2 separate regions of the Homo sapiens genome follow, and region 1 is linked to region 2. Evidence: chromatin loops called from intact Hi-C (ENCODE). Cell type or tissue: CD14-positive monocyte. All regions are shown on one strand. Each heading gives the region's core, and the rest is flanking DNA. Links, peaks and the distances in the headings are about the cores only.

Region 1 (11,700 bases), core at 3,235-5,734, 56 kb before region 2:
AGTGATGGCTGCTTTTACTCTCTTCATAGCATTTCGTGGACTGCAGGAAAATTTATGCAGCAAGAGAGGCTCATAAGGAAGAATAGATACATTATAATGAAATAAAGAAGCCATGTTACATACAATTACAAAGAAAGAATAGGAGTAATGACAAATTCAGGACTGCAGTTACCTCTATGGGAGAGGAGGGGGTGGGGGAGTCCACAGGGAGCTTCAACTGTCTTGCTAAGGCTTTATTTATAAAGTTAGGGAATGGGTACATGTGTGTTGTTATATTCTGTATGCCTTTTTGTGAGTTTTAAGTAGTTCATAATGTAACTTTTTAAAAGGCTACACTTCTGAATAGATCTGTGAGCCCCAATGCCAAGTTTAGGTCTTGAACAGATTGTATGGGAGTGGGGATATAGAAAGAAGCTTGAAACAGGACTCAGACCTACTTGTTAGAAAAATCAACCTGGCTGGACTTGAGGAGGACAAGATAGAGTCAAGGGAGGCAGTGAGGGGGCTGCCACACCAATGCAGTGAGAGGGGACAGTGGCCTGATCTCCCCAGAGGTGGTTGGGGTGGCTTAGAAAGTCAAATTGGTGGACTTAGTGATGAATAAAATGTGGGGTGGTGTGGGCAAGGTTTGTGGTTGACTGGACGGATGAGTCCCCTACCTCCAATTGACTAAGGTAAGAGAATACACCCAAGTGGAGGGTGTATTTTGGTGCAGACATGAAGAGGTCATTTAGGACAGGTTGGTTTGGAGGTATCTGTGGGACATGCTGGTAGAGATGCCTGGACGGAGGGTGGATGCATGGGTCTGAACTCCAGGGAAGAGATCTTGGAGACCCCAGCACTGATGCAAATTGAATTTCTAGAAGTGGGTGAGGTGCTCCAAGAGAGAGCAAGTAGGGGGCCAGAAATGAAGATTCAGGGAAGTCTGGGGCACAGCACCCCCTTGGCCTGAGCAAGGGGAGCCTACAGCCATTCCAGCTCTTCAGACACCCCTTTGCCATCCTCTCTGGAGCTCCAACTTTGGTAAGCAGAAGAACTACCACCCACCATCACTCCCTCTGGCCTGCCTCTGTGGGGAGCAATGCATTCCCTGGGCTCCTCCCTCCCTGCCCTTGTGCATTCTCTTCTCTATTTGCTGTCAAGGTTTGCCTGCCTGTGGGCTTGCTTTCCTTTCTCTCCAGAAACACTAAAAGGGGCAGAGAGACCGCCCACCATCCCCCACCACCCACCATAGGAGCATGAAACGATAGGAGCTGCTGAGGTGCAGCCTGGAGACCCCTTGGGTGCCTTGGCATCTGTCCGCTTCCTCAGCCGCTGGGTGCTCAGCCCCCTGCTAGCCCCAGGCCTTTCAGAGCTGATGGCCTTGTTCCGCTTGTTCTCCAGACACGGTTTAGGTAATGCACATTCTTGTGACCCTGCCACAGTGTCTTAGACTTGAACTTCTGAACACTGGGCTCTGTGGAAACCTCTCAGCCCTGAGTAGCTGGCACTTTATTGGTGTTTCTCTCCCCTCTTTTGAAGAAGGGATATAATGCTTTCCTTTTTGCAGGATGGGTTTTTTGCCAATAACAGGAACATGCAGAGGCTGCTCAGAGCAGTTTTGGTTGGTAGTGAAGTTGGAGGATGTGGAGGTGAGGGGGATTGCAGCCTGGCCAGCCCATTTGCATGGGTCCTCACCTCCTTTTTGGTGTTATTGTTGTTGTAATAAATGCAAGACAGCGTTAGTCTTTGTTGACAACTTGGGTATCCTCTATCCTCTCTTCCACCCAGACCCTGTCTCCTTGAACTGGAAATCTCTCTTTTTCTTAAAATTTGGATTCTCATGTGAAGTTTAGAATCTGAATTAGAGAGAGGCTGCTCTGAGCTCTAGGACAAAAAAAGGGGGAGGTTTCCTGCCCTAATTTGGAATTAAGGGAATTTGGGAAAAGCCAAAGCAACAATGTTGTTTCAGAAATATCAATCTCTCAAAGCATTTCTCCAGAATTGAAATATATTTCAATTATGGAATGAAAATGTATCCATGGGAATGATAGAGGGTTTGGTTTGCCTAAAAATAACTCTGTAGTCAAGGTTAATACAGCTATGTAATAAGTTAATCAAGAAAGGAAAGTTTTCATATAGAAAGCACTTTAAGGAATTACTCCAAACTGTCATAGCATCTACTCTGAGATTTTCCAGTTGCTTTCAGGGTGATTTACTTACCAGCACTTTGGAACTTACTAGTATAAACTGTAGCCTTCTGGTATAAAATTTATACCAAAAAGAACAGCTGTGTACAAAGAGGCAATCTGCATTCTCATGATGTACCATTCCACCTGATAACTGGGCTTTCATTGGTTCATTCCTCTGCCTCCAGCCCTTGAACATGAGCCAACTCAGATAGCAGGGCAGCCATTCCCTTCCCAGGACTCCTCTGGAAACCTGCTCACTGCTTTGTTTTGGTTGCCTTATCTTGAGCATCTGATGTTTCTTGATGTACCTTCTAGCTCTGATAACCACCCCTATGATGTCCCCATGGCCACCATGCTTACTCTGGGATTGCCCTTCTGGGATGGTAACCCTGCCCAAGGCCCTCCTTCTGTCCTTATTCTGAGCCAGGTGTTAATAGCCAGCCAATGGGATCAATAAGCTGGGGAAGGAGGGTGTTATGGGAGTCTGGGAGTTGCATTTTCTAGCTAACATATTTGCATTTTAGTAGGGGTCTCCTGGGGCAGGGAATGTTAATTTCAAGAGAATTCCAGGCACTGAAACAAGCTGGGGTGTGTGTGTGTGTGCGTGCACGCGTGTGTGTGTGGTGTGCGTGATGGAAGAGGAATAGAATAAGAAGGAGGCCAAGGAAGAGGAAGAGGAGGAGAAGGAAGAAGAGAAGGAGGATGACGAAGGGGAAAGGGAAGAGGAAGAAGATAGTGGCCACCATCTATCAATTCAGCAAAAAGAACATAGAGAACACCCATTGTTCCTTCCATTCAGAGATGACCACTGCTAATACCTTGTATATATCCTCCCAAGCACCTAGTGTCATAGATATAAATGAACTTCCTTATCTCTAGCAGTCAAATTGAGACAATTTTATAAACTTAAAAGAAAACTGCACACAATTTCTGTATGTACCATTTAGTAACACTTACATTCCTTGTTCCAGTAGCCCCACTTCTAGGAATCTATCCTAAGGAGAAATATAGATTAATAAAAACAACCTTAGCCATCATGTACTGAAGGTTGATTGTGTACCAAGGGTCTTACACACATTGGCTCATTTAATTCTTACACCAACTCTACCAAGCAGATAACATCATCTCTCACCTGAGACTGGAGAAGTTAAGGACCTTCTCCAGGGACCTTAGCAGGGACCTCTGCTAGCAGGTTAGTCTGGAACTGGAACTCTGTGCAGCAGGTACCCCAGGATAAGGTATCATCCATCTGGACCGTCTCAGAAGTGAGTGTACCCCCTTGTCCCAAGTTTCCTGTCCTCTACATATGCTCTAAAGGCCCTGGGGTATGGGGAGGAATGTGACTCAAAGTCTTGCCCTCACATCCAGTGCTGAGCAGCAGCAGGTACAGTGCCTGCTGGGCCTCCCATCTGCTTAATTTCCCCTTCCATGAAGCCTTCCATCATCTGTTAGACCAATCTTGTCTTTCTTTTATTTGTATTTATTTATTTAGAGATGGAGTCTCACTCTATCACCCAGGCTGGAGGGCAGTGGTCCAATCTCAGCTCACTGCAACCTCCACCTCCCGGGTTCAAGCGATTCTTTTGCCTCAGCCTCCAGAGTAGCTGGGATTACAGGTGTGCACCACCACTCCCTGCTAATTTTTGTATTTTTAGTAGGGACAAGGTTTCACCATGTTGGCCAAGCTGGTCTCAAACCCCTGTCCTCAAGTGATCCGTGGCCTCCCAAAGATTCCAGGCATGAGCCACCGTGCCCGGCCCAATCTCGTTTCTCTTTTCCATGTGCTTGCGCAGTGCTTCAGGGCTGCCTCAGTCTAGCACAGAAAATACTCTACTGCCTCCCCACTAGTCACAGCCTTGACGGTCTCAATCAGAATTATCTGGCAAAGTGGAGAAAGTGCAGACCTACTGAATCAGATTCTCGGGTTCAGATTTTCTTGTAGCACACTCACGTGGGAGAGAAACTTCGCTGGCACACGTCTCCTCAGAGCAGGGACCTGGTCTCATTGCTCTTCATGTTTCCCACAGCTCTTAGCACCGTGACAACCAGCAGCCAGTGTCTGGTGAGTGTACAGAGGTATTTCCTAGGAAGAAAATGAGAGTAAGGAGAGTGTAAAGGTGGGGTTAAGAGTGTGGAACAACTGAAGAGGATATAATTTGAGAGAAGAGCGGTGAGATGGGAAACCTCAGGGTTGATCCACAGTGCCCACCCTTGGGGTTCCTTTGAGTGCTAGAATAGATATTCAGTCAATATCTCTTCCCCTCCTTTTCTCCGTAGACACATACTTTAGTCCCAGAATTTTTTTTTTTTGAAATCTAAACTTTCAATGACGAAATGAGTAATTGTGCATAAAGTGGGTCACAAGGAAGTGATAACGAATGCACAGACTATTTTAACTGCTGAATCAGAAATCGCTCTGCTACGTTATGAAATATGCAGGAAGGAAAATAAGCAGATGACAGAAGTGGAAGGAATCCTAAAATAATATTTTCACAAACAAATTCTGACCCAACATAGGCTTGGGGGGCAGTGGGGGGAAGCTTCCATGCTACACATTCCTGAGAGTTGAAGAATTGGAACAAAATTGCCAAAGTAGAAATCTTTCTAAATGACGTAGGATCTCCTGAGGCACAAAGCCACCCAAACCCGCAGCCCGAAAGCCTTCTGTAATTTCATGGGGGGGTCTTAGTCACCCCGCTACACGGCATGGGCAGGTTGGGATTAAAGAAAGCAAAGACAAAACAAAACCCACAAACAAAATTTACAAACTGTTCTATTTTTTCTTCCTAACACAAACAAACAAAACCCACTTTTTTGGTTTCATTTGTTTCATAGATTTTTAAAAATTGTTGTAAAACATATGTAATATAAGTTACCATTTTAGCTTTTTTTTTTTTTTTTTTTTTTTTTTGAGACAGAGTCTTACTCTGTTGCCCAGGCTGGAGTGCAGTGGCATGATCTCGGCTCACTGCAACCTCTGTCTCCCGGGGTTCAAGAGATTCTCGTGCCTCAGGCTTCCAAGTAGCTGGGATTATAGGCATGGCCACCACGCCCAGCTAATTTTTGTATTTTTAGTAGAGATGGGGTTTCGCCATGTTGGCCAGGCTGGTCTTGAACTCCCAACCTCAGGTGATCTGCCCGCCTCAGCCTCCCAAAGTGCTGGGTTTATAGGTGTGGCCACTGCCACTGCATCCGGCCCATTTTAACTTTTTTTTTTTTTTTTTTTTGGAGACGAAGTCTTGCTCTGTTGCCCAGGCTGGAGTGCAGTGGCACGACCTTGGCTCACTGCAACCCCTGCTTCCTGGGTTCAAGATATTCTACTGCCTCAGCCTCCTGAGCAGCTGGGACTACAGGCACCTGCCACCACATCCAGCTAATTTTTGTATTTTTAATAGAGACAGGGTTTCACCATATTGGCTAGGCTGGTCTCGAATTCCTGTCCCCGTGGTCTGCCCACCTCGGCCTCCCAAAGTGCTGGGATTACAGGCATGAGCCACCGTGCCTGACCAGCCATTTTTAAGTGTACAATTCAGTGGCCTTAAGTACATTCACAATTCACTTAATATTGCCCAACTGTCACCATTATCTATTTCCAGGATTTTTGCATCATCCCAAACAGAAACTCTGTACCCAATAAGCAATAATTCCCTATTCTCTCATGCCTTATCTCCTGGTAACCACCATTCTACTTTCTGCCTCTATGAATTTGCCTGCTCTAGATACCTCACATAAATTGAATCACACAATATTTGTCCTTTTGTACCTGGCTCGCTCCTTCCCTTCCTCCCTCCCTCCCTCCCTTCCTTCCTTCTTTCCTCTCTTTCTCTCTTTCTTTCCTTCTTTTGATGGAGTCTCACTCAGTCGCCCAGGCTGGAGTGCAATGGTGCAATCTCGGCTCACTGCAACCTCCGCCTCCCAGGTTCAAGCAATTCTCCTACCTCAGCCTCCTGCGTAGCTGGGATTACAGGCACATGCCACCACACTTGGCTAATTTTTTGCATTTTTAGTAGATACGGGGTTTCACTGTGTTAGCCAGGATGGTCTTGATTCCTGGACCTCGTGATCCGCCTGCCTCGGCCTCCCAAAGTGTTGGGATTACAGGTGTGAGCCATCACGCCCGGGCTTTTTTTTTTTTTTCAGACCTATTTAGTATCCAAGTACCACACTTATTTCACTCAGCTGAAGTTTTTCAAGGTTTATTTATGTTGTAGCATGTATCAGAATTTTATTCCTTTTTATGGTTGAATCATATCCCATTGTATGTACATGCTGCATTTTGTGTGTCCACTCATCTGTTGGTGGATAGATTGTTTCCATCTTTGGCTATTGTGAATAATTCTGCTATGAACACCAATGTACAAGTATCTGTTTGAGTCCCTATTTTCAATTCTTTTGAGTATACACTTAGGAGTGGAATTGCTGAATCATATGGTAACTTTATGTTTATGTTCTGAGAAGCCACAGACTGTTTTCCATAGCGTCTGCACCATTTCACATTCCCACCATCAATGCACAAGTATTCCGATACTTCTACATCCTCACTCACACTTGTTATTTTTCTTAAAAAAAAAAATAACAGACAACCTATTGGATGTGAAATGATATCTCATTGTGGTTTTGATAGACTTGTAGGCAGAAATCATACTGAGGACACATATTACAGCTAATTCACATAGTTTAGGTTTTTCAACAAAAACTAGGAATCAGCATGTACTGAAGATATACTAAGGATGTTTATAATTTATCTTATTTTGCACACTATCTTCTTTTCTATCTTATTTTTGATGTGAAGATCTAAACTGACCTCTTATATTCTCATTTTATGTATTAGTTAATTTTTCTTCTAGATACACATTTCAGTTTATCCAATGTTCTAAAAATGGTGTATAAGGCATTCAAAAATTTTTAATCTGTGATGACAATTGTCATTACTTCTGGTATCCTATTGAAACAGCCTCCGAAGATGAGTCAGTTCTTTTAATTTCTTTTCTTTCTTTTTTATTTTTAGACAGAATCTCACTCTGTCACCCAGGCTGGAGTGCAGTGGCATGATCTTGGCTCACTGCAACCTCCACCTCCTGGGTTCAAGCGATTCTCCTGCCTCAGCCTCCCGGGTAGCTGGGATTACAGGTGTGTGCCATTATGCCCGGCTAATATTTTGTATATTTAGTAGAGACAGGGTTTCACCATGTTGGCCGGCTCGTCTCGAACTCCTGACCTCAAATGATCCACCTGCCTCAGCCTCCCAAAGTGCTGGGGTTACAGGCGTGAGCCACCGTGCCCGGCCCCTTTTAATTTCATTGTTAAGTTATGTAGTGTTTTGTAGTCAATAGAACAAAAATGAGAAGAGAAGTTATTTCCTTGAGGTTGAGCTGTGGTCTTTTCTTAAGACAATTATTATAGTCAAGTGACAGACCTGGTGTATTGAAATATTTTCTGTTAAATGTTACCTTTCTTTGAGTGCAACCAACACATTTGAAAAGAGAGACCTTTCATGAACACTTGGTCAGCAAATATATATATATATATAAATTAATTACACATATATATATTTCTATATATATATAGAAATGTGTGAGCATGGAGAAATGTCTCCCAACAATATCCTTCTCAGGGATTTTTGTCTATGTATTACTGGCTGGGACTATAGCATATGGCCACCTCTCACTGCAAGGGAGGTTATGAAATGGAGTATTTTTGCTCGGGCACATTGCTGCTCTAAATAAAACTGTGGTTCTGTTAGTAAGGAGGGACAAGCAAAGGATGGAGTTTCAGGAGAGCAAGGCAAAAACCCTGCCCAAGGGTTTTTATCTAATGTGTGGCCAACATCTTTTTCTCATGGTACAATGAATATTATGGCACCTTATTTACTGAGCCTTATAGAAATAATCTGTACAACTTAGACATAAGAAAATGTGAGCTTTTAGTCCGAATCAAGTATTGTTTTACCAATTTCAAATGAGCGATTGGTAGTTTCGTGCAGAATTTTAACGTCATGGCTGCATAATGTCTAAGTGTACAAGCCCATAATTCCTTAGAACTATTTTCACTTTTAAAAAATTCATATCAGTTATTTTTACAGACCATATTTTGGGGGTGAAAATTATTAAAAATTCTCTTAATTCAAGAAAAACTCTGTGTCATGAATTTCCCCCAGTCTTTGAGTATCTATAGCTTAAAGAACATGTTCTACTTTGTGAACAGATAGGTGTTTGGTAAGAGGTATATAAATATACTTTTTCTGGTTTCATTTATTTTAAGATAATTTTTTTTCACCTCATGACAGTCATTTGGGGCTGACAATGTTACCATGGTAACCATGTTCCAAAATTCTGGTTGCTAGTGAATATTGATCCTTAGCACTTCAACACCCTTCATTCACTACAATGTTCACTTCTCTACGTGAAGGAGGCTCTGCTCAGAGAGCACATTTAGGTCAAGGAGTCCTGGCTTGGTAGCGGCTAGGTACTCCAGAATAAATCTACAGGATTTTCCTCCCAGGAACCCCATCTAAAGATCCCATTGAGAATCTGACTCAACCCACAACATTCTGGCTTACATTTTCACTGAAACAGATAGGAGCAAAACTTCTTTGTTTCCTTTTCAGCTGCATCGCGAGAGCTCAGAAGCTCAGTCAATGCAAAACAGAAGGCACTGAGGGAAAATTTCAGATGAGAATGGACGTACCCTCTCCAGAGGCAAAGAAGTTTGCAAATTACTTTTTGAAGCCCTCTCTATATAATTTTGAGGTTAAAAATGCTTTCCTCCTGCGAAGGAGAGATTTTAATCTGGATTGTATGCTGGAGCTCAATGATTGATCCAAATCAGAGTCCAGAGGCCTCATGGGAATGATGATCGTCAGGGCTACAGTGGGGCAACTGCAGATGGAGCTTGCCCCTCTCCTCCATAAATGGGGAAGAGCCTCTCACCTCCAGTGAGGTTTTGTGCATAAGAAAGGGGAGGCTTGTTAGAGACAGCAGCTTTGAAAACTTAATTCTCCTTGCCAAGAACTAATGGACTATCTTCAATGTGCATGAAAATGTGTCTGCACAGTGACCAGAGAAGCCAAAATGAGGCCTCTGCAGACCTAATTTGGCATCAATTTATCTCCATATGAGAAAGTCTGGTTGTACTTATTTTACTCTCTGCTCTAACCAAGAAAAAAACAAAAACCCGGCAAAGGTTCATTGAGACAACAGTCGGTCACTAAAAAGGAATTTGAACCAGTCGGTCACAGAAAAGGAATTTGAACGAAGATAACGTAGTTACATTTTACCCACATGTTCCTGAGGCCAGTGTGCTAATAGTTAACAAATGCTATTTAGCCCATCACCATTAGATTAACATTTAACCAAATCAGCATAGACTTTGTGTGACTAAAAGAATCTACAAACACACACACACACACACACACACACACACACACATCTTTTTTTTTTTTTTTTGAGACGGAATCTCGCTCTGTTGCCCAGGCTGCAGTGCAGTGGCACAATCTCGGCTCACTGCAACCTCCATCTCCCAGGTTCAAGTAATTCTACTGCCTCAGCCTTCTGAGTAGCTGGCATTATAGATGTACGCCACCATGCCTGGTTAATTTTTGTATCTTTAGTAGAGATGGGGTTTCACCAAGTTGGCCAGGCTGGTCTCAGAACTCCTGACCTCAAGTGATCTGCCCGCCTAGGCCTCCCAAAGTGCTGGGATTACAGGCGTGAGCCACCACACCCAGTCACAGATATCTTTTGATATCTCAAGAACTATGGACGGAATTAAAGAATTCCAAGACCAATTAAAGAATTTCAAGTGAGACAATTCATTTTCTTATGATCTTGGTCCTGTGTTTGGAGAGGCAAATGTGTGTTTTAGTGAAATGTAAATCCAGGGAGAAGGTGCAGTAGAAGAAACTGCTCACCTGTCCTTGTAGCTATAGCTAACCTTTATGGAGCTCTATCAGCTAGGCAGTATTTACTCATCAGTTCTGGGAGGTGAATGCTGTTATAATCTCCATTTTCCAAATGTGACAACAGAGACACAGAGAAGTTAAGTGACTTGCCCAACATCAAACAGCTAGTTTTACAGGACCATGCTCCTTGTATAAGTTGTTACACATGGTCCCCCTAGCTTTGTGGCTCACGATCCTGTGTGCAGAATGCTATTGTGGAAAGCAGGGAGAAAATCAAGCTGCGGTATACTGGGAGAGAAAGAACAAAGGAAAGCTCTTAAGGCGACAACAAGGACAATGTCTCCAAGGACAGTGCAATTTCCCATCAGTGAGGTACTGGTCAGGCTCCCCAGCCTCAGAGGCCCATCCAGGGTTTCTTCGCTGCCAGAGTCATGCTGTTCAACTGCTCGTAGGGGTGCTTCAGCCCTGGAAAGGAGTCCAGGCGGTAGGGCTGCCAGAGACCTGGCTGGTCTATCCAAAGACAAAGGAGGATGCCATTCCTCTGTAAGTTCTCTTTCAAATGACCTTTCTGAGATAGATCCTGTTTGCTTTAGTGTCTGCCCTCCTCAGTACATCCTCCCCGGCTCCAAAAAGACACATCCCTTGATATTCATCCAGTTCTCCCAATGGCCTTGGATGCTTGTGACTGTGCTTCTCAGGGGAATGGAGTCATTCCTAGTGCTGGGTTTCTGGAAGGATCTTATCAGAGTGAATGTAGTGTGACGTTTGGATACAGATTGGCTTATTAGCAAAAGCACCTTTTAACACTGATGCTGCCCGTTTTCCCTGGAAAATGAGCCTCTGTTTAATCCAAATAATATATGGAGAATGTTCAGAACTGTGATGTTACCATCTGTTGCTGGAAATTGAAAAGCAGAGAGGAAATATGCTAATACCTCTCTTTGGAATTTCTTCACCTGCCCTCTCAGTATAGTAACAGTCTGTTAGGTCTCAAACCTTTGCACCATTTATCATTAGGCCATAAGATAATGAATGCCTCTGGCCCTAAAATGTGCATCATTACAATCATTTGGTTTAAAAATATATGAGTATCTCTAATAAAAGGGATGATTATATCAATTTTAAAAACTTAAAAATCCAACGGCAAGTCCTCTTGGTTAAACCCGTAATATCAGGTCTCATAGTTTTATGTTTTATTTATTTATTTTTTTGAGATGGAGTCTCACTCTGTCACCCAGGCTGGAGTGCAGTGGTGTGATCTCGGCTCACTGCCACCTCCGCCTCCTGGGTTCAAGTGATTCTCCTGACTCAGCCTCCCGATTAGCTGGGATTACAGGTGTGTGCCACCACACCAGGCTAATTTTTTGTATTTTTAGTAGAGATGGAGTTTTGCCATGTTGGCCAGGCTGGCCTTGAATTCCTGACCTCAAGTGATCTGCCTTCCTTGGCCTCCCAAAGTGCTGTGATTACAGGCATGAGCCATGTGCCTGGCCAGGTTTAGTTTTAAGCTAATGATTTAAAGTATAATTTAGTTGTTCCTCTGAAGATTATAACTTTAAAAAAAGTCACATTTGGAGATAATTGTTCACATTTGCCTGAGGATGTTTCTATTTGAAAATGCATAATAGA
Region 2 (11,700 bases), core at 5,495-7,994:
TCTCCTATGATGTAAATGCTGTGTGTTGAAGCCCTGGCCATCTCACTGCCCTGTGAATTCCACTCTTTCCAGCTCAGAACGATTCTCTTTCCTATGATCTTTAGTTGAGATTGTCATCAAGAACCCCCATCCCGGAGTTGTTTTAGGTGTCTAGCTGCCCAGAGCCCTTTAGGTGATCTTGTGATTACTCCTGGCCACATCTGACCGGACTGTCAGGAGGGACAAGTGACCAAGGATTGCTAAAGCACAGGCTCACAGAGGCCTAGGAGCTAGGCCAATCAGAGCCTCTCCTGGGAATTAGAACTACCAAATACAGAAAGAATGAACCACTTAGGGTAGTAGTTGAAGCTGAAAGGATGTCTAGAGGTGGAAAGAGAATCCTGGCTGGTGAAGTTATGTGTAAGTTGAAATTAGGAGAGAACAGGAGCTGAATGAGCAGAGGAAGGGTCATTAGAGACAGGAGCAGGGGACAGATGCACAGAGAGAGCAGGGATCTTGAGGGAGGGGTGAGATGGAGAGGCCTCCCCAGGCCTCGGAGCTGTCTCCATGACAGCACCAACCACTTGCACTCCTACATTAAATCCCTCCTTTCTTGAAACATGTGGAGGGGTCTCTGTCCTTACGATCGGCAAATCCTCAGTAAAGCCACTTTCAGTTTAGAGAAACCTCAGTTGTCCACTTGCTTCACATAGATTTTGACCTTCCCATTCAGACTTTAGGCTCCTAAAAAGCAAGGCTCATGTTTGTGTTGTCCATGAGCCTCCCACAGCATAGGCCCTAGTACATGATTCACCACCAATTTCACGTACTTTTTTTTTTTTTTTTTGAGACAGGGTCTCACTCTGTTGCCCAGGCTGGAGTGCAGTGGTGTGATCTCTGCTCACTGCAATCTCTGCCTCCCGGATTCAAGCAATGCTCCTGCCTCAGCCTCCTGAGTATCTGGGATTACAGGTGCCCACCACCACGCCTGGCTAATTTTTGTATTTTTTCAGTAGAGTTGGGGTTTCACCATGTTGGCCAGGCTGGTCTCTATCTCCTGACCTCAGGTGATCCTCCCACCTTGGCCACACAAAGTACTGGGATTACAGGCGTGAACCACCACACCCAGCCCAATTTCACATACTTTTGCATCATTATTGTCATCATCCTCTTTGTTACCAAGCCTAGAAAATCAACTCAAAGCATTTTTATTGTTGAACAAACAAAAGAGAAAATGCAAATGTCCTTACCCAGAAAACAGTCTCTATGCTGACTTAGCACACATTTCTGGGACCTCTGTAACTGACGTGGTATGGATCATGGGCACGGAGTGGACTTTTCAGAATTGCTGAAGCCCAGGCTCCAAGCCTCTCATTCAAGTTCCCCAGAGTAAATTGCTAGGCCTCAAATGCAGCCTCTTAAAAATGGGATTAACATCTGGTTATGGTAAGGAATAAATAGTAAAAATGAAGAACCGTCACAGTACAAGTGGCACAGATGCTTAGTAGCAACTGAGTCTTCATTTCTGCTTAACAAAATGCCCCATGTAGGCTGGGCATGGTGGTCCACATGTGTAATCCCAGCACTTTGGGAGGCCAAGGCAGAATGACTGCTTGAACCCAGGAGTTTGAAACTAGCCTGGGCTACATAGTGAGACCCCATCTCTACAAAAAGTTTTAAAAGTTAGCCAGGTGCAATGGTGCACATCTGTGGTCCTAGCTACTCAGGAAGCTTGGGTGAGAGGATCACTTGAGCCTGGGGGTAAGGCTGCCATGAGCTGTGAATGTGCCACTGCACTCCAGCCTGGGAGACAGAGTGAGACTCTGTCTCAAAAAAAAAAAAAAAAAAGCCCTATATGCTCAAAGCAACCTTAGCTCAGCCCCTTGTGAGGTGAGACAGGTAAAGTAGGCAGTGGGAGGAGCCGGATGGTGGCAGCTTGGCCCAGTGGCTGGCTTTTGCAGAGCCTGTGGGTGTCCTTTGACCTTCTTCCCCCATCCCTGTGGACTTCCAATTCCACAAGCAGAAATCAAGCAGTGGATGAGGTGGGGGAACCCAGGCGGGAGAGATCACATACAAAGTTTTTTCACGTGTGCATTTGTGCACATGCAAGAATCATTCAACAAAGAAAGTTTAGTTGGGGTTTGCAGACTGTTCATAAGTTGAAAGATGCCTACCCATTTAGACATTTAGATTTTTCTGCCAGGAAAAGGAAAAAAAAAAGATTAAATGGATGGATGGATAGATGATAGATAGATAGGTAGATGATAGATGATAGATAGATAGATAGATAGATAGATAGATAGATAGATAGATGATAGATATTCAGACAGTCCTTGCCAGTCAGCGTCAGTTGTGCTTTCTGGGAAGTAGTCTTGTTTAACATGACCCCCAGGAAGTGAGCAGAAAAGGCCTTTCTGAAAGATTTGGTCTCTGTCAGGATACCCTGGTTGCCTCCAGGTGGAGAGAGGACTCCTTGAACTCCTCTACTGAGAGGAATATCCAAGGGAGACTTCTGGCCCAGCCAGGCCAGGTAAGAGTTCCAGAAAATGAGCATGAGAAGAGAGGGGAACCTGCTGCTTTGGGGTTTCTGCTGTTTCAAGGTAGCCCTGACTGGGGCAGCCACCAGCCACCAGTGATAGACAAAAGAGGTTAAAACACACACACACACACACACACACACACACACACACACACTGTGGCAAACAACATGGCTTGGGAATGGCTTTCACTCAGCACAGCAATCTCAATCAGGAACTACTGTGTCCAACACAGGATCGCATGGACTCCAGTTCATGCACTTAAAGATGTCGTGGTTAAATGTATGGACTCTGGAGGGAGTCTGTTTGGGTTCAAACCCCACCTTTTCAGCTGGGTGCAGTGGCTCACTCCTGCAATTTCAGCACTTTGGGAGGCTGAAGTGGGAAGATTGCTTGAGGCCAGGAGTTCAAGATCAGCCTGGGCAACATAGCGAGACCCCAGCTCTACACAAATAAACAAACAAAAACCCCCAAATCTCACCTTCTCTATGTATTAGCTGCTAACCTTAAGTTGCTTAGCCTCTCTGTGCCTCAGTTTCCTCATCTGTCACAACAACAAAAGGAATTAGAATATTAAAGCACTTCAAATAGTTTCTGGCAAATTAGCAAGCACTACTTATATAGTTGCTACTGGTGCAAATAACAGCCTTTCTGAAAGGGAACCATCCGATGCTTGAAGGGATGCAGCGTTTCAAGGCCACGAGGATGTTGGTGGTTTTTTTTTTCACTTTCCATCAGCTACAGAAATATAGGGGAGGCTAGCTGCTCCCCACATCTTCATGTCCCGATGTGAGGCTACAGGGAAATCGCTTGACTCCAGTGGCTGTCACCAAACTCCTCTGTTCTTTGGTACTTGAAGGATCTTGCCTGAGTTTGCTAGGGCTACCCCGACAAGTTATCACAAACTAGGTGACATAACCAACAGAAATTTGTCTTCTCAGAGTTCTAGAAGCTAGAGGTGCAAGATCAAGGTGTTGGCAGGGCTGGCTCCCCTGAGGGCTGAGAGGGAGAATCTGTTGGATGCCTTTCCCATGCTTCTGGTGGTTTGCTGGCAATCTCTGGTATTCCTTGGCTTGTTGAAGCACCACCCTGACCTCTGCCTGTATCTCACATGCTGTTCTCACTGTGGGTGTGTCTGTCCCCACCTTTTCTTTTTTTTCTTTTTTTCTTTTTTTTTTTTTTTTTTTTTTTGAGAAGGAGTCTCACTCTGTCACCCAGGCTGGAATGCAGTGGCTCAATCTCGGCTCACTGCAACCTCTGCCTCCCGGGTTCTTCTGCCTCAGCCTCCCAAGTAGCTGGGACTACAGACGCGTGCCCCTACACCTGGCTAATTTTTGTATTTTTAGTAGAAATGGGGTTTCACCATATTGGACAGGCTGGTCTCAAACTCCTGACCTTGTGATCCGCCCCCTTGGCCTCCCAAAGTCCTGGGATTACAGACATGAGCCGCCACCGCACCCGGCCAAATTTCCCCTTTTCATAAGGACAGGAGTTATATTAGATTAGGGCTGACCTTAATGACCACATTTTAACTTGATTACCTCTGTAAAGACTATCTCCAAATAAGGCCATAGTCTGAGGTACTGGGGTTTAAGCCTTCAACTTTTTTTTTGAGGCAGGGGCAGAGGGGACAGAATTCTATGCATCCCCAGCCTCACCGCACCCAAAGCCAGCATGCTGAGGCCTGCAATCACCCCAGACAGCCCCAAAGGTTTGTAACTAAACATGCTGACCTTCTCCCCTTGACTCTTGATGTTTTGGATTTGGTTAGCCAGAGGCTGGGGAAACAGATCCATTAAATTCTGCGTAGCTTGAAAAACCCATCTGCGTAGCTTGAAAAACCCAAGGCAGGGCAGGTCAGTGAAAGCACCTCCAATAATTCTTGTGGATTCTCTAAAAGGGTATGATTTTTCCAGCTCTGCCTGAGTATTGTAACTCTTCACACTTTCTTGGGAAGGGTGAGAATGGACAGGAAAGACCAGTTGCTTTGCTGGACTTTGTGTGATTCCCTGCGGCAGGACCTTTGCCAGGGCAGCCACTGAGGGAAGGTAGCCAAGACTTGGAGCACCTTCGGGCTGTGAGCCTCATTCATTCCTGGAGGCAAAAGTGCCCAGGGCAGGCCTAGCTCTGGTGTGGGAGTCAGGAAAGAGAGGAGGTGCAGGGCCGAGGGGAGGATAAGGGGATCAAGGAGGTGATGAAGGAGGCTGGGAAAATAGCTATTGTAATCACAGACTTTTCTATAAAATAGGTAATTTATGTGTAGTGCAGAACAATGATCTTTTCATTAAGCTGAAAAGAAGCTGTGTATAGTAGTTAGGATTATATTTGGCTGTGTGTGACAGAAAATGTCAAAGTAATAGATGCTTTTTTAAAAATTGACCCTTATTTCTCCCTTTTACAAAAGAAGTCGGGAATTAGGCAATCCAGGGCTGGTATGGCAGCCCAAGGCCATCAGGGAAGGAGGCTCCATGTAATACGCTGACCCTCCAACCTTAGCATGTCTCGTCCCTAATGGCTTTTCAGCCTCCAGCCAGGTACCAGGTAGCAGGAAAGGGCCTTCTCAGAGGCCCCGCATATTACCTCTGCTGACATCTCATTGGCCAGAACATAGTAAGGTGGCCACATAATCTTTTCTCTGGGTAGCTATGTACCTAGCAAAAACTGGGGACTTGTTATTAAGAAAAGACAAAAAGTTGGAGACCTACAGTGGTCTCCACTACACTGTATATGAAGGCAAGACAGTTAATTTCTACCTAAATTCCCAAATGTATCCTCAGGAAGAGAATGTTTCTGAAGCATGAATTCTTTGTGCATTGGAGGATCTTCCCTTTCAACCTTCAATTGCACTGCGTGAAAACCACTCCTCAGGTTCTCAGCTTCAACCTCACTTTCTCAAGGAACCCTCCTCAGGCCCCTCAGTCTGCATTAGGCTTCCCTGTTTTATGCTCCCATTGCACCTTATGCTTCTGCTTCAAAGCCTCTGCACCCTGGTCATTATTGACTCATCTGGAATTATGTGTGTAAGGGCTGTCTTGCCTGTAATCTAAACTGTAAGCTCCCTGAGGGCAGACTCTGCTTCACCCTCCACTGTCTTCCAATGTGTGGCACCTAGTAGGCCCTCAATAAGTATTTGTTAAGTGATTGAGTGATTAGAATATGAGAGAGACCCCAGATTCAAGGCCATTTCCACCGAGACCTTTTTTTTTTTTTTTTTTTTTTTGAGACAGAGTTTTGTTCTTGTTGCCCAGGCTGGAGTGCAGTGGCGCGATCTCGGCTCACTGCAACCTCCACCTTCTGGTTTCAAGCAATTCTCCTGCCTCAGCCTCCCAAGTAGCTGGGATTACAGGCATCTGCCACCACGCCCAGCTAATTTTTGTATTTTTAGTAGAGACGGGGTTTCACCATGTTGGCCATGCTGGTCTCAAACTCCTGACCTCGTGATCTGCCCATCTCAGCCTCCCAAAGTGCTGGGATTACAGGTGTGAGCCTCTGCACCCGGCCAACCTTTTCTTTCTTTAACTAGACTTCCCTGGCTGAGACCAAGACAAAACCAGATTCCCCTGAGCTGTGCACCTGCCGGGACTGGAGCAGCCCAAATGCCCATGGGAGGGCTGTTGACTGGGGCTGTCAGACCAGGCTCTCCGAGGAGGACTCCCACACCCACAGCCAACTCCACTTTACAAAACCAGCTCCAGCCAGAAGTATGCTCGGGGGGGCAGGAGAACAGAAACTGCAGTAGTGTGGGTGGATTTTAAATCTGCAAATGCAACTGGCTGCCCAATGTTTGGGAGATAAAATAGGTCACTATCCTCCCCTTGGTTCGGCGTCACTCCCAGGCCCTAAAGGGGAGGGAAGAATTTTGTGATCTTTGCTGTCACAGGCTATGGACAAATTTGGTTATGTTCAGCTTTACAAGAGCTGCCCGCCCACCTGACTCTTGTTCACAAGACCCCTAAAAATCAGAAAAAGATCAGTCCAGGCTGTTCAGAGTTGGATGGGGAATCTTCCTGAGGACAGTTTTTAAAGAGTCCATTTTGACACCAGCCAAGACAAAAGCCAGGACCCAGAGTCTAGACAGCTCCCAAGCCTGCCGTTTTCAACTTGGCCTTAGGATGGAGTCTTCTGTTCTCTGGCAATGAATGACAGGCTTTTAAAGGAGTGACAAAGAGCAAGCCCTGGAGAGAGCCCCATGAGGCCTTGGGGTAAGGGCTTCCAGGACTGTTCATGAGAAGCTGTGCATGTCTCCCTCCAGCTTCCCCAGATGAGACACCAAGATTGAGAAGTGAAGAGTCATCTCCAATTTGGCAGACATCCTGACCCTCCACACTCACCATTCTGATATTTAGTCATTACCATCCTGGCATAGTTAACCACTTCTCCTTCTGACTGAGAAGCTGAAAGTGATATTCAGCCTGGGTGTGATGTGGGGATTTTCTGGGACAGGGCGGAGATGATGAGATGCTGGAGTTGCATGAGCTGGTCATTACAGTCAAGACTTGTGAACCAGTTGTGAAACCCTTGGTAACCTGAAATCTGCTATGGTGGGAGTATTTACACTACAGAAATTGGCCAATGCTGCAAATCAGGGTTTCTTTCTTTTTTCAGTGAGACACTGCACCAGCACACACTGCATTACTCACGCAGGAGGAGCTCTGGGAGGGCGGGAGAAAACCATGGGTGAGCAGAGTTGAGGATGTTTGGTGCTTCCCCTGATGGCTTCATCATGTCATCTTTCTTGGCTCTTCATGGTCAGTGTTTTCTCCGTGGAAACACCAAGAGATTCTACCTCTGCTCCGTCAGCAAACAAGGAAGTCATTGATTTTCATGGCCCCTGTGCTAGAGAACTCCAAGAGCCCAACTTCTTCAAGCAGCAGGCCCATTTTCTGGTGGAGAAGAGAGAAGGCAAAGCCAGGGAAGGGCATTTAATAGTGACAACTCAGCGAAAAGTAGAGGCAGCCCAATGATCAAAGGTGTCTTCCTTCAAAGCCCCTGAGTGAAAACAGCAATCCATGCTTACCGATGAAGGCCACAGGTGATGTTTCTTATGTGAGTGCATCCATCTGCTTCAGGTCATATTTTCAGAGGTCATACAAGGCTGAAAGGAAGCAAATCATTTTCATGAGAAGGATAATAAATGAGACCAGGATTGGTATCGAGAAAAGTTTTTAGACATTTCTGAGCTGGCCAGCCTGGGGAAGAAAGTGCTTCTAGATACACAGATTTCCAGGACTCTCCCTGAGAGGGTTAGATTCTGGGGGTCTGCAGATGGGGCCAAGAACCCGTGTTTTAAACAGCCCCTTCCTCACCCCGTGATCCCGCTGATGGCAGCCTGCGGACCGCACTTGGAGGAACTGGTCTAGTGAGGGTCCTCGGAGGGCGTTTTGCAGTGGGTGGAACTGAACTCTGAGTGGGATCTTCCTTCAGTACCTAGGCCCTGCCCTGCCATGGCTATGGATCTTCAGCACTCATCCTTGGGGACTGGTGCTGGGTGTTACGGGAACAGCATAAAAACACAAAACAAAAAAATTCCATTTCTCACCACCGGCGGTGAGAAATGGGGGTGGAGCCTGGAACTGTGGTCACAGGGCTCCAAGAGGAGCAGCCAGGATGCCATTGCACAACCAGCCACCTCTAAGAGAAGCAGGACCAGGCCCAGGGCTAAGCCTTCACAAGCCCTGCCGCCAGCTGCCAGCCACCCTTCCTCCCTGGGAGAGCCAGAAAGGGAAGCATAGTGAAGCCCTACATGGTGGCCTCCATCAACAGGGAGGCCCCTCTCCTCCCTCTGCCGCAGCCATCCTACTTTCGGCCAGAATGTCCCAGGGCCAAACTGAGGACAGGGCGGCCTCTCCAGAATCCTGCCCTTAGGGGCCCTGCCAGAGACTGGTTTTTCTTGTTGGAGGCACCTCTGCACAGTTTGCATTTATAAGGCCTGAAGAACTCATCCCAAGAACCCAAGCCCACTTGCAAAGATGGGATAGAGAAGGGGCATGGCATTCCACAGATGGGCTCACTCTGGAGAGGAGCTACTGACCCAGCAGCAGTTCCCCCTCCCTCACCCCTGCTCACCACCCCAGGAAGACATCCGAATCCCCATCAAATGGTCCCTGCCAAGAGCATCGTGGTAACATGGGGAAAGAGAGGATGCTAAGTTGCCCCTCTGCCCACTGGACTCCGTCTCATCTGAGGAGAATTCCACAGCAGCCCCTTCTGGGCTGTGCTCTTTATGTCTCTAAGCCACTTCCTGTTTCCTTTTCTAGGTCATAAGCCAGGCTTATAGTTGGTGTGAGTCACTTACCTAGGAAGCCCAGAGCACACGGCTGCCTCTCAGGGAGGGAGCAAAGGATACAGCTTAGAAGTGCAAGGCACTGGTTTGCTCCTAAAACACATAGATTGTCCTAGACTTTTAGCAGTGCTGTGTACCATGGCCCCCAAGCAACGCACGCCTGGGAGATCCGTGATTTGCCCAATTTGCGTTCCTCTGCTGATGCCAGGCTTTCAGTTCCCAGGAGGCACCGGACAAGCGTAGTTTTGCAAATGAAACATTGCTTTGCCAAGGGGCTAGGCCTATCAGACAATCATCAGGCAACAGCCAGCAGGCCCTGTGAAAGTCATGGCCAAGAAGCCATTCAAAAGCATTGTCTTCTAGTAACTAAATTTCAAATCCAGGGGGAAACCACAGCTCAGACATCGGCCAGTGTTCAGCAATCTGGATTCACAGGGAAACGGACAGGAATAGATTCTGCACAAGTCTATTGTGCATTGTTTTCCCTTCATGACATCTAGGCAGTTTATTCCTCCTGACTTCCACTACTCACTGCATGAGGATTATTCTGTGGAAACCAGAGTACTAAGGACGAGGCGCTGGATGATTTGGTCAAAGTCAAATGTGCCAAGTCAGCATCGAGCAGCTATTTTTGCCTTCCAATTCCATTCCCTGAACTTTTTTTCTGTGAAAGTGTCTTGTAAGCTGGAACACACCTGAGGTGGCAGAGGAAAAGCAGAGTTCGAATCTCTTCCCCAGGCCTCTGAGTGAGTTTTGCATTCAGGGATGATACTGGGGCAAGGGGCTTGAAAGGTCCTGATGTTGCTGACACCCACATAAAACACTTTCTGCAGCAGGGAAGGGAAGGGGAGAGGAAAGAACAGGCAGAGAAAGACCCAGAAACTCAGATCAGCCTAGGATGAGGGTAGCTGTCCTGAAAACAATCAGAAATCCAGAGTCCTGACTCTCCAGCAGGTATGGTCTTGATCCTAGTGAGATTATCTTCAAAGAGAAAACAAACTCTAGTCATGCAGAGAAGCAGCATTGTTCCATGCAGATCTATAAAAAACAACAGAAAGAGCATCATCCCCTTAATTATTGAGGGAATAGGAAAATAGGAATCCGCATACCCTGCTGTTGAGAATATAAACTGGAAAAACTGAGGTGGGGAATCAGTTGAGGCCAGGAGTTCAAGACCAGCTTGCCTAACGTGGCGAAACCCCATCTCTACTAAAAATACAAAAATTAGCTGGGTGTGGTGGAGTGCACCTGCAATCCCAGCTACTCGGGAGGCTTAGGCTAGAGAATCGCTTGAACCTGGGAGGCAGAGGTTGCAGTGAACTGAGGTCACACCACTGCACTCCAGCCTGGGCAACAGAATTAGACTCTGTCTCAAAATAAATAAAATAAATAAATAACTGGAAAAACATTGCTGATTGGCCACTTGGTAATGTTTGAGGCAGAGACTATGCTTATTCTGGGTCCATTACACTCTTGTTTTCCTCCTGGACACTCAGGAAGACTACACTTTCCAGCCTCCCTTGCAGTTAGGAGCAGTCATGTGACTGAGTTCTGGACAATTGGAAGGTGGGCAGAGGAAGCGATGTGAGTCACTGCCAGGCCTGACCCTAAAACTACCTGTGTAATTCTCCATGCTCTGTCTCTCTCCCTTTACTTATCAGGTGAAATCAGAGCATCCAGTGGAGACGTCCAAGGCCGGTGGCAAATGGAGACCCATCATGTAGGCAAACCCTGGTTCCAGACGACCATGCAGAGTGCCCTCTACTCCCAACCAATGACTTGTGTTGAACTGTGACATAAAAGAGAAATACATCTTTATTGTGTTAAGCCACTGAGATGTTGGCTATGTCTGTTACAATATTTAGCCTATCCTGACTGACACACTATCACAATCCTTTAAAAGGTCATAAGCTTTGACCTAGCAATTAAATTCTTTGGAACATATCCTAAGGAAATAATTAAGAAAATCACCTAGGCTAGGCTCGGTGGCTCATGCCTGTAATCCCAGCACTTTGGGAGGCCGAGGCAGGCAGATCACGAGGTCAGGAGATCGAGACCATCCTGGCTAACACGGTGAAACCCCGTCTCTACTAAAAATACAAAAAAGTAGCCGGGTGTGGTGGCAGGCGCCTGTAGTCCCAGCTACTCAGGAGGCTGAGGCAGGAGAATGGTGTGAACCTGGGAGGCGGAGCTTGAAGTGAGCCGAGATCGGGCCACTGCACTCCAGCCTGGGTGACAGAGCGAGACTCCGTCTCAAAAAAAAAAAAAGAATAATCACCAAAAATTATAAACAGACTGGGCGTGGTGGCTCACACCTGTAATCCCAGCACTTTGGGAGGCAGAGATGAGAGGATTGCTTGAGGCCAGGAGTTTGAGACCAGCCTGGTCAACATAGCAAGACTCCATCTCTAATAAAATTTTTTTAAAAAATTATAAACAACATTAATCTCCAATAATAGGCAACTCATTAAATAAATAATAATACAACTCTACAAAGGAATATTTAGGCACTTAATATCGTTTAAATGTATTTATTGACATGAAAAATTTTCATGATTTAGTATTACATGAAATAGAGTAACAAAGCAACATGGACGGTGTGAGCCCATAACTATTTATATATGTATATGCATGCAAAGAAGAAAGTTTGGAAATATACCAAAAAACAGTGATTATTTCTGGACTACAGGTGGCTTTTAAAAATTATCTCTTTCTTGCAGTTTTATGCTTTTTTTACAATGAGCATATATTTTTCTCAGTTAAAAAAATTTTTTTGGCTGGGTGTGGTGGCTCACGCCTGTAATCCCAGCACCTTGGGAGGCCAAGGCAGGCAGATCACAAGGTAAGGAGTTCAAGACCAGCCTGGCCAATATGGTGAAACCCCATCTCTACTAAAAATAC

What was found. A loop is a pair of places that touch in the nucleus more often than their neighbours do. Peaks named below come from ENCODE experiments on the same cell type or tissue, not always from the same donor. Only the 100,000 strongest peaks of a DNase experiment are listed, where the experiment ranks them.
Region 1: a loop joins it to region 2, with 1.9 times the contacts of the local background. A loop is called at or near these places in 16 of 110 quality-filtered maps.

The regions. Positions count from the first base shown.
Region 1 is chr14:49,978,051-49,989,750 of GRCh38, forward strand. LINC01588 (long intergenic non-protein coding RNA 1588) reads right to left here. Exons shown (of 4, transcript NR_126498.1): 4 at 3,619-4,254. LOC105370485 (a long non-coding RNA gene) reads left to right here. Exons shown (of 4, transcript XR_007064159.1): 2 at 7,180-7,301; 3 at 8,779-10,614. Among named protein-coding and RNA genes, the nearest start is that of MIR6076, 18 kb to the left of the region's middle. In CD14-positive monocyte, for the core only: no CTCF peak of the experiment used is centred there; a DNase peak (open chromatin) is centred at 4,541; H3K4me3 peaks cover 768 bases; H3K27ac peaks cover 610 bases.
Region 2 is chr14:50,031,859-50,043,558 of GRCh38, forward strand. It overlaps LINC01599 (long intergenic non-protein coding RNA 1599), which reads right to left. Exons shown (of 9, transcript NR_131171.1): 5 at 7,534-7,611; 6 at 7,157-7,399. Among named protein-coding and RNA genes, the nearest start is that of LINC01588, 30 kb to the left of the region's middle. RefSeq lists silencers at 6,067-6,156, 6,593-6,887 and an enhancer at 6,747-6,796. In CD14-positive monocyte, for the core only: a CTCF peak has its summit at 6,566; a DNase peak (open chromatin) is centred at 7,003; H3K4me3 peaks cover 999 bases; H3K27ac peaks cover 2,116 bases.